Regions from separate parts of the Mus musculus genome. Here region 2 is linked to region 1. Evidence: chromatin loops called from intact Hi-C (ENCODE). Cell type or tissue: left cerebral cortex. All regions are shown on one strand. Links, peaks and the distances in the headings refer to the core of each region. The heading gives the core; the rest is flanking DNA. Region 1 holds the start of Pigv (phosphatidylinositol glycan anchor biosynthesis, class V). Region 2 overlaps Gpn2 (GPN-loop GTPase 2).

Region 1 (2,909 bases), core at 272-2,771:
AGGTGTCACCACGCCGGGAAGGTGCGACTCACCGCCGCCGCCTCGGCCCCCGCCCTAGCTGGGGTCAACATGGCCGCCGAGGAGGGGGGCGGGGCGCTCCGAGTCCGGGCAGGAGCGGGGCGGGGCCGCCGTCGGCCGAGCCGGCGCGCAGGCGCGGCACGGACGGGACCCGGATGGAGGCGCTGAAGTTGGAGCTCCGCGGGGGTGGTCTGGACGCGCGGGCGCGGAGGATCCGGCGCCAGCTCTGCAACTCTGGAGTCCTCCGGGGAGGGAAGCTGTCAAACGCAGGCCGAGAGAAATTAGGCGGAGGCTGTAGAGAAGCGAGGAGCCCCGCCCCTCCGCCATAGCAGCCTCCGGCGCCGCCTCTTCCTTTGCAGCCTCCGGCCCTCGTCTGCTTCCGGCCCCGTTGCCTGGCCCGGCCCCGCGATTCCCCCGGGACGAAGCCCTGGGCCGTGGCTCCCTTGGGGTGAGGGTCACTGTCCCGTCCTGGGTAGGAACTGTGTCCGAAAAGAGCAGGCTGGAACGGGCTCCCAGTATGGCAGGGCTTAGCAGAAGGAGGCGGCTCGCTCCACGTTGCCTCTGGGTCATAACGCAGCACCCATTTGAGAGTATTAGCCTTCCGCAGAAAATCCAGGACTCCAGTTCAACAGATCTTTCCCAGTTAGGGCCCATCACCATAAGCTTCCAGCAACAACATGTGCTACAGTTGGAGAAAGTTCTGGGCTAAGCCTTGGATGTCCTGGCTGGACAAGGAATGCATACCCTTTGTTTATGGCAAAAAGCTCTCCTGACTGTGGACATAGGTTTTAGAAAGCAGTGCGTGAGGAGCTTTAAGTGGTGGGCGTGTCACTTGGCTCCAGTGAGCCTCAGTTTTCACATCCATAAAATGGCGATGGTAATTACACAGTCTTACTGGTGTCTAATGAGATCTCTGGAGCCTATTTCACGGGTAAATTAAAGAAAAATGAAACTGGTTGGTTCTAAGCATCCGGCCAGTTAAGAGTCTGATTTGGCAAGGGGCTTCTTTCAAAGGGGTGTTGGCAAAATAGCTAGAGAGATAATTGACTGTCTTGATTTTACTTTGTTTAACTTGAGTGTGGGTTGCATCTCCTGTGGCCACTGATGCCAGAGTTTGAAAGAGGGAAGGACTGAGAATCAAGATGCAGAGGTGGATTCAGTACTTTTCCTCTCTCTGCCTCCTTTGTGCGTGCGGATTGGAGGCCAGGGAAAAGAGAGGGAGGGAGGGAGAGATTGATTGAGTTTGAGTTGGGTGTCCATGTTTCTGTCATTTATTTGGGTTTAGTGAATCCAGTGTTGGAGATATCGTGGGTAGTCAGAAAATGCTGTTTCCTGCGGCTTAACTTTAAACTGAATTGTCCTAAATAAACCGACATGGAGTTGGGAGGTGAGGGGGCCTCCTTTTCTCCCGGTCTCCTGGTGATGAAGTAAGCAGCAGGCGCCCCCTCGTGCCGAGGATGGGGTACTACCGCTATTAACCAGTCTTGTTCCCTTGGCGGAGAATTTTTTCTTTTCTCCCATGCTTTCTGTGACTTTGTCATTTGCTTTTTTTTTTTTTAATTCTATTTTATGTGCATATGTTTATGTATATATGTGTGGAGCTACAGGTGCGCCTTGGCACACCTAAGTGAGGACAGAGAACAACTTTGTGGGAGTGTCTTCTCATCTTCAGCCTATGGGTCACTGTAGTGGCAAGTGCCTTTGCCCGCTGGGCCATCTTGCTTTCTAACCAGAAACACGATGGGAGAAATGCTTGGACCAGTGATCTTAGTTCTAGCGTCAGAAAACTTGACGATTCTCTATCCTGTCCTTGCTACTTCGTGCACTTGGGAGAACAGATGTCTGTTTACATGCTGGGTCCTGGGATATAATAGAGTTAGGAGACAAAGCCCCCGTCCTCATAAGGAACAGATAGGAAGATAAAGATGGCAGAGCATGAGGCAGTGAGAATATAGGGCTGTCTGGTGGGATCAGAAAATTCCAGAAAGCAAGTGTAGCCTAAAAGTTTAGAGGGTGTTAGCCACGTGAGAGAAGAAAGACGGGGCTCTTCCTCTCCTTGCTTAAACACAGTAAGAGCTGTGACTGCTATTAAATTGTGTTTTTAAAGAAATGCCTTGATGTGCATTCTGTGCCTCAGAATGGCACTGGGTTTTTGTATGAGTTTGCCGCCACTCCCGCGGAGATGGGAAATGGCTGTTTACCCCGTCCCGAGTGGTAGACTCTGTCTTCCCCGAGTTTGTTTTAGCAGTGGGAGCTGGCCGGAGTCCTGCTGAGCAGTGGTTTTCTTTTCCTTCTCCACTTAATTTAACAGACCAGCTGAACACACATCAGAGAGTGAAGCTGGCATGTGTAGTAATTACGGGCTTCTAGGATGGTTCTGTGCCCCACTTTGGGGACTCTGGTTTGGGAATTCGCTTATTATTCTGGGCAAAAGGGAAAATGGCACAGGTAAATAATAGCAGCCACGGCATTGACTTGTGCGGTACCTTTTAGTTCAGTCCATTTTACCATGATGACGAGTTGGTGAGATCGGAGGGGTAGAGAATAGTGTCCTGGTTTACACACACAGGACTGACTCTCAGAGGGACTAAGGGAGAACTTGCAAGTGACAAAATTGGGCTTTGAACCCGGGTCTTTGAGTCCTACATAAAAGCATTTCAACGGGCTTTTAAAAGTTCTGTGAGCTTAGCTTTCCAGCTTGTGCTTATCTGTGTGTTACTTACTGACTGGCCTAGAGTGCTTCAAGAGTGACACCCAGTGGTCCAGCTGCCTTCAGGATAGTCTTCCCACCGGGAAGCCAGGTGGCTCTGTTTGCCATGGCCATGTTGAAGTGGGTGATTCCCCTGGAGAAAATGTTATTGATTTGCTTTTGGCCTGTGTGTGACCTTTTC
Region 2 (2,909 bases), core at 211-2,710, 79 kb after region 1:
ACAGTCTTAAGTACACAGACCAGGAAGTCCTTTTGCTATCAGAAATTACACGAGTGTTTGTATGTTGAGACAGACGAGATGTAGCCCAGACCAGCCTGGAACTTGCTAATACAAAAGCTGACCCCCCAACTCCAGTGTCTGGGATTACAGATGGGCACCACCGAGCCTGGTTGTGAACCATATTCACCAAAGGAAAAAATGCTTGCTGCCACACCAAGGTCTCAAAATAAGCTGTAACCTGCTCCATACCTCCACTGTGGCCGCAGTGAATGTATGCTGAGGGGTACAGCTGAGCTGTGACGCTGTAAGTGATGCCGTCAGTCCCTGCATGTGGTTTTCTCTGGTGAGTCTGATGGGTAAGCATCAAAACCCACGGCCACAGCTACTGATGCTATTCAAACCCAGAAGCTGCCTTCCTCCCTAGACGAGGCATTTCCCAGCAGCCTGGGTGGCGGGATTCCTGGGCCCCAGGCCCCACAGTTGACTCACCACCTCGGGTTGTGGCTCCTGCTCTCAGTTTCCCTGGATTGCTCTGTGGGTACTCTCCCCCCACTGTGCAGGGCATTAATAAGGGTGAGGCACTTTGAACTCCTCAGATGAAAGAGGCTGGGGAAACAGCACCCCATTATTATCCCTCCGAAGCCAGGCGTGGGAGCGAAGCTGGCTGCCCCCTCCTGCTCTCAGCTATGGCTGCCCACACTGGGAAGCCAACACGAGCCACTTCAGGGCAGACTTTATGAAGAAGCTGCGTTCTCCCTCTGCCCGCAGCACAGAAACCCACCACCGATTCAACTCCATCGGTACTTGGAACCACGTACAGATGCCTCAGTGTTCCCTCTTGATTGACCGCAGCTCCCACAGCATGGTGGCTGGAACTTTTCATCAGTATGTATACCAAAGAGGGGCCACTCCAGAGTTACTTGGCAAAGTGAGCCACGAGGGAACCAGTCTCCGGACATTCCCTAGCTTGTTTCTCTCTGGATCGCTGTAAGAGACGTGTGAGGATTCTGTATTTGCAGGTTCTGTGTAAAATGCCGAGCCCTGCACACATGTAGCTGCGTGCAATTGGTCTATAGATAAAGTCAGAAAAGTCTCTGGCACCAGTGCCCCTTGGCCATCAGGCCCTTCCTGTCAGGTTCTATGGGGAAAACTAAGTCTACAGTGCCACCTACTGGCTGGAAACGCAAACTGCAGCCCTCCCACCCCCCAAACAGCACAAACAGCAAAGAGAAACATTCCCGTTCCCAGACAACAGTCCTAGCATACCTTAAATAACTCACTTTGCACAGATCGTTAGACAAGGGCTTCTACAGCCCAGGCTTGTCTGAAACTCACTATTTAGCCAAGGCTGGCCTTCAACTCCCAATCCTACTGCCTCCACGTCCTGTGCTGGGATTAGAGGCATTCACCCCCACACAGAATGGACTGTCTGAAGGACTCTTTTGCCTGTCTTTGGAAGTGCTGGGAGTTGACTCTGGCACCTTGTGTGTGCTAGCCACTACTAGCTATGTCTCCAGCCCAAGTTATGTTAATTTTTCAAACTTTGACTAGTATTTGAGAAAAGCAGAATAAAACCATGAGCCATGCAGTGGTGGCGCACGCCTTTAATCCCAGCACTTGGGAGGCAGAGACAGATTTCTGAGTTCAGTAGAGTGAGTTCCAGGACAGTCAGGGCTACACAGAGAAACCCTGTCTCGAAAAAACAAAACAAACAAACAAGGGGCTGGAGAGATGGCTCAATAGTTAAGAGCACTGACTGCTCTTCCAAAGGTCCTGAGTTCAGTTCTCAGCAACCACATGGTGGCTCACAACCATCTGAAATGGGATCTGATGCCCTCTTCTGGTGTGTCTGAAGACAGCGACAGTGTACTCACATAGATAAAATAAATAAAATCTTTTTTAAAAAAGCACTGAAGAACAACTAAATCACGACAAGAGTCCAGTGCATAGCTGTAATCTGCCTAGCCAAGGCTGTGAGCCCAGGCTGTGAGCCCAGGCTGTGAAACACTGACCTGAAGAAACAAGAGCGTCAGGCAAGAGCATCTGTCACCATGTCCCTGACCCGAGTTCAACCTCAGAACTCAGGGAAGAACCAGCTCCAAGTTACCCTCTGACCTCCATACACAGGCCCCCCAGCCCACACACGCGTGTGCGCGCGCGCATACACACACACATGCTTGAGCAACACAGACACACACTAAAAAAACGTTATTTAAAAACATTAATTAAATTAAATTTAATTAAAACGTTAATTAAAGACATTTCTTTGTTCTCCAAATCCCTGGGTCCAGAGGGTTGAAGAAAGGTTTAAGGTCACAAAAAAATAGAGACTCATCTCCTATCGTAGCATGCCCATCCACTGCAGCCCATGTAGAGCCAGTCCTCCTGGGGCTTGAGCTTGTCGGCACCACAAAGGGTGCTATGCGTGGCTTCTTCTCTAGAAGTCCTTTGCAGGGATGGAGGTTTCCTCCCAGCCTCTGCTCTGGCTGGACGTGGTTTTTGGGTCCGTACCTCGCTGAGGTGTCCCCGGCTCTCCAGGCCCATGTGTCACAGCTGCATGGCTTCCTGCTCTGCGGTCTGCTCCGAGGGTGCTAAGTACTTCTCCTGGATGCCCAGAGTGCTGAGGGGAGGTTAAGGCTTAGACACGGCAGAAGATGGGGGGACTGGCCTGGGCAGGAGCTGCCCTCTTCTCAAGACCACCACCCACACACATCTCTTCTGCCCCACCCCCCACAGGTGGGTATGAGCCGCCCATTGCAGCCCTCCCTTGGGGCTCCAGTTTCTTCCCCACAAAGGACCAGGGAGCACTGGCCCTCCAGTTGGTGTGGCAGATGCTCAAGAGCCAGGCCAGGGTGTCCAAATCCTGTCCCCATCACTCCCTTTTTCTCTTCTGCAAGATCACAAGTAGA

Evidence for each region. Hi-C counts contacts between places; a loop is a spot of excess contacts. Peaks named below come from ENCODE experiments on the same cell type or tissue, not always from the same donor. Only the 100,000 strongest peaks of a DNase experiment are listed, where the experiment ranks them.
Region 2: a loop joins it to region 1, with 9 times the contacts of the local background. A loop is called at or near these places in 1 of 42 quality-filtered maps.

The regions. Positions count from the first base shown.
Region 1 is chr4:133,669,876-133,672,784 of GRCm38, reverse strand. Pigv (phosphatidylinositol glycan anchor biosynthesis, class V) reads left to right here and starts at 138. Exons shown (of 4, transcript NM_178698.5): 1 at 138-466. In left cerebral cortex, for the core only: a CTCF peak has its summit at 1,468 (motif pointing left); a DNase peak (open chromatin) is centred at 1,435; H3K4me3 peaks cover 1,169 bases; H3K27ac peaks cover 1,221 bases.
Region 2 is chr4:133,591,037-133,593,945 of GRCm38, reverse strand. It overlaps Gpn2 (GPN-loop GTPase 2), which reads right to left. Exons shown (of 5, transcript NM_133884.2): 5 at 2,211-2,620. The coding sequence ends at 2,548. Among named protein-coding and RNA genes, the nearest start is that of Gm42324, 3.5 kb to the left of the region's middle. In left cerebral cortex, for the core only: a CTCF peak has its summit at 1,176 (motif pointing left); a DNase peak (open chromatin) is centred at 1,175.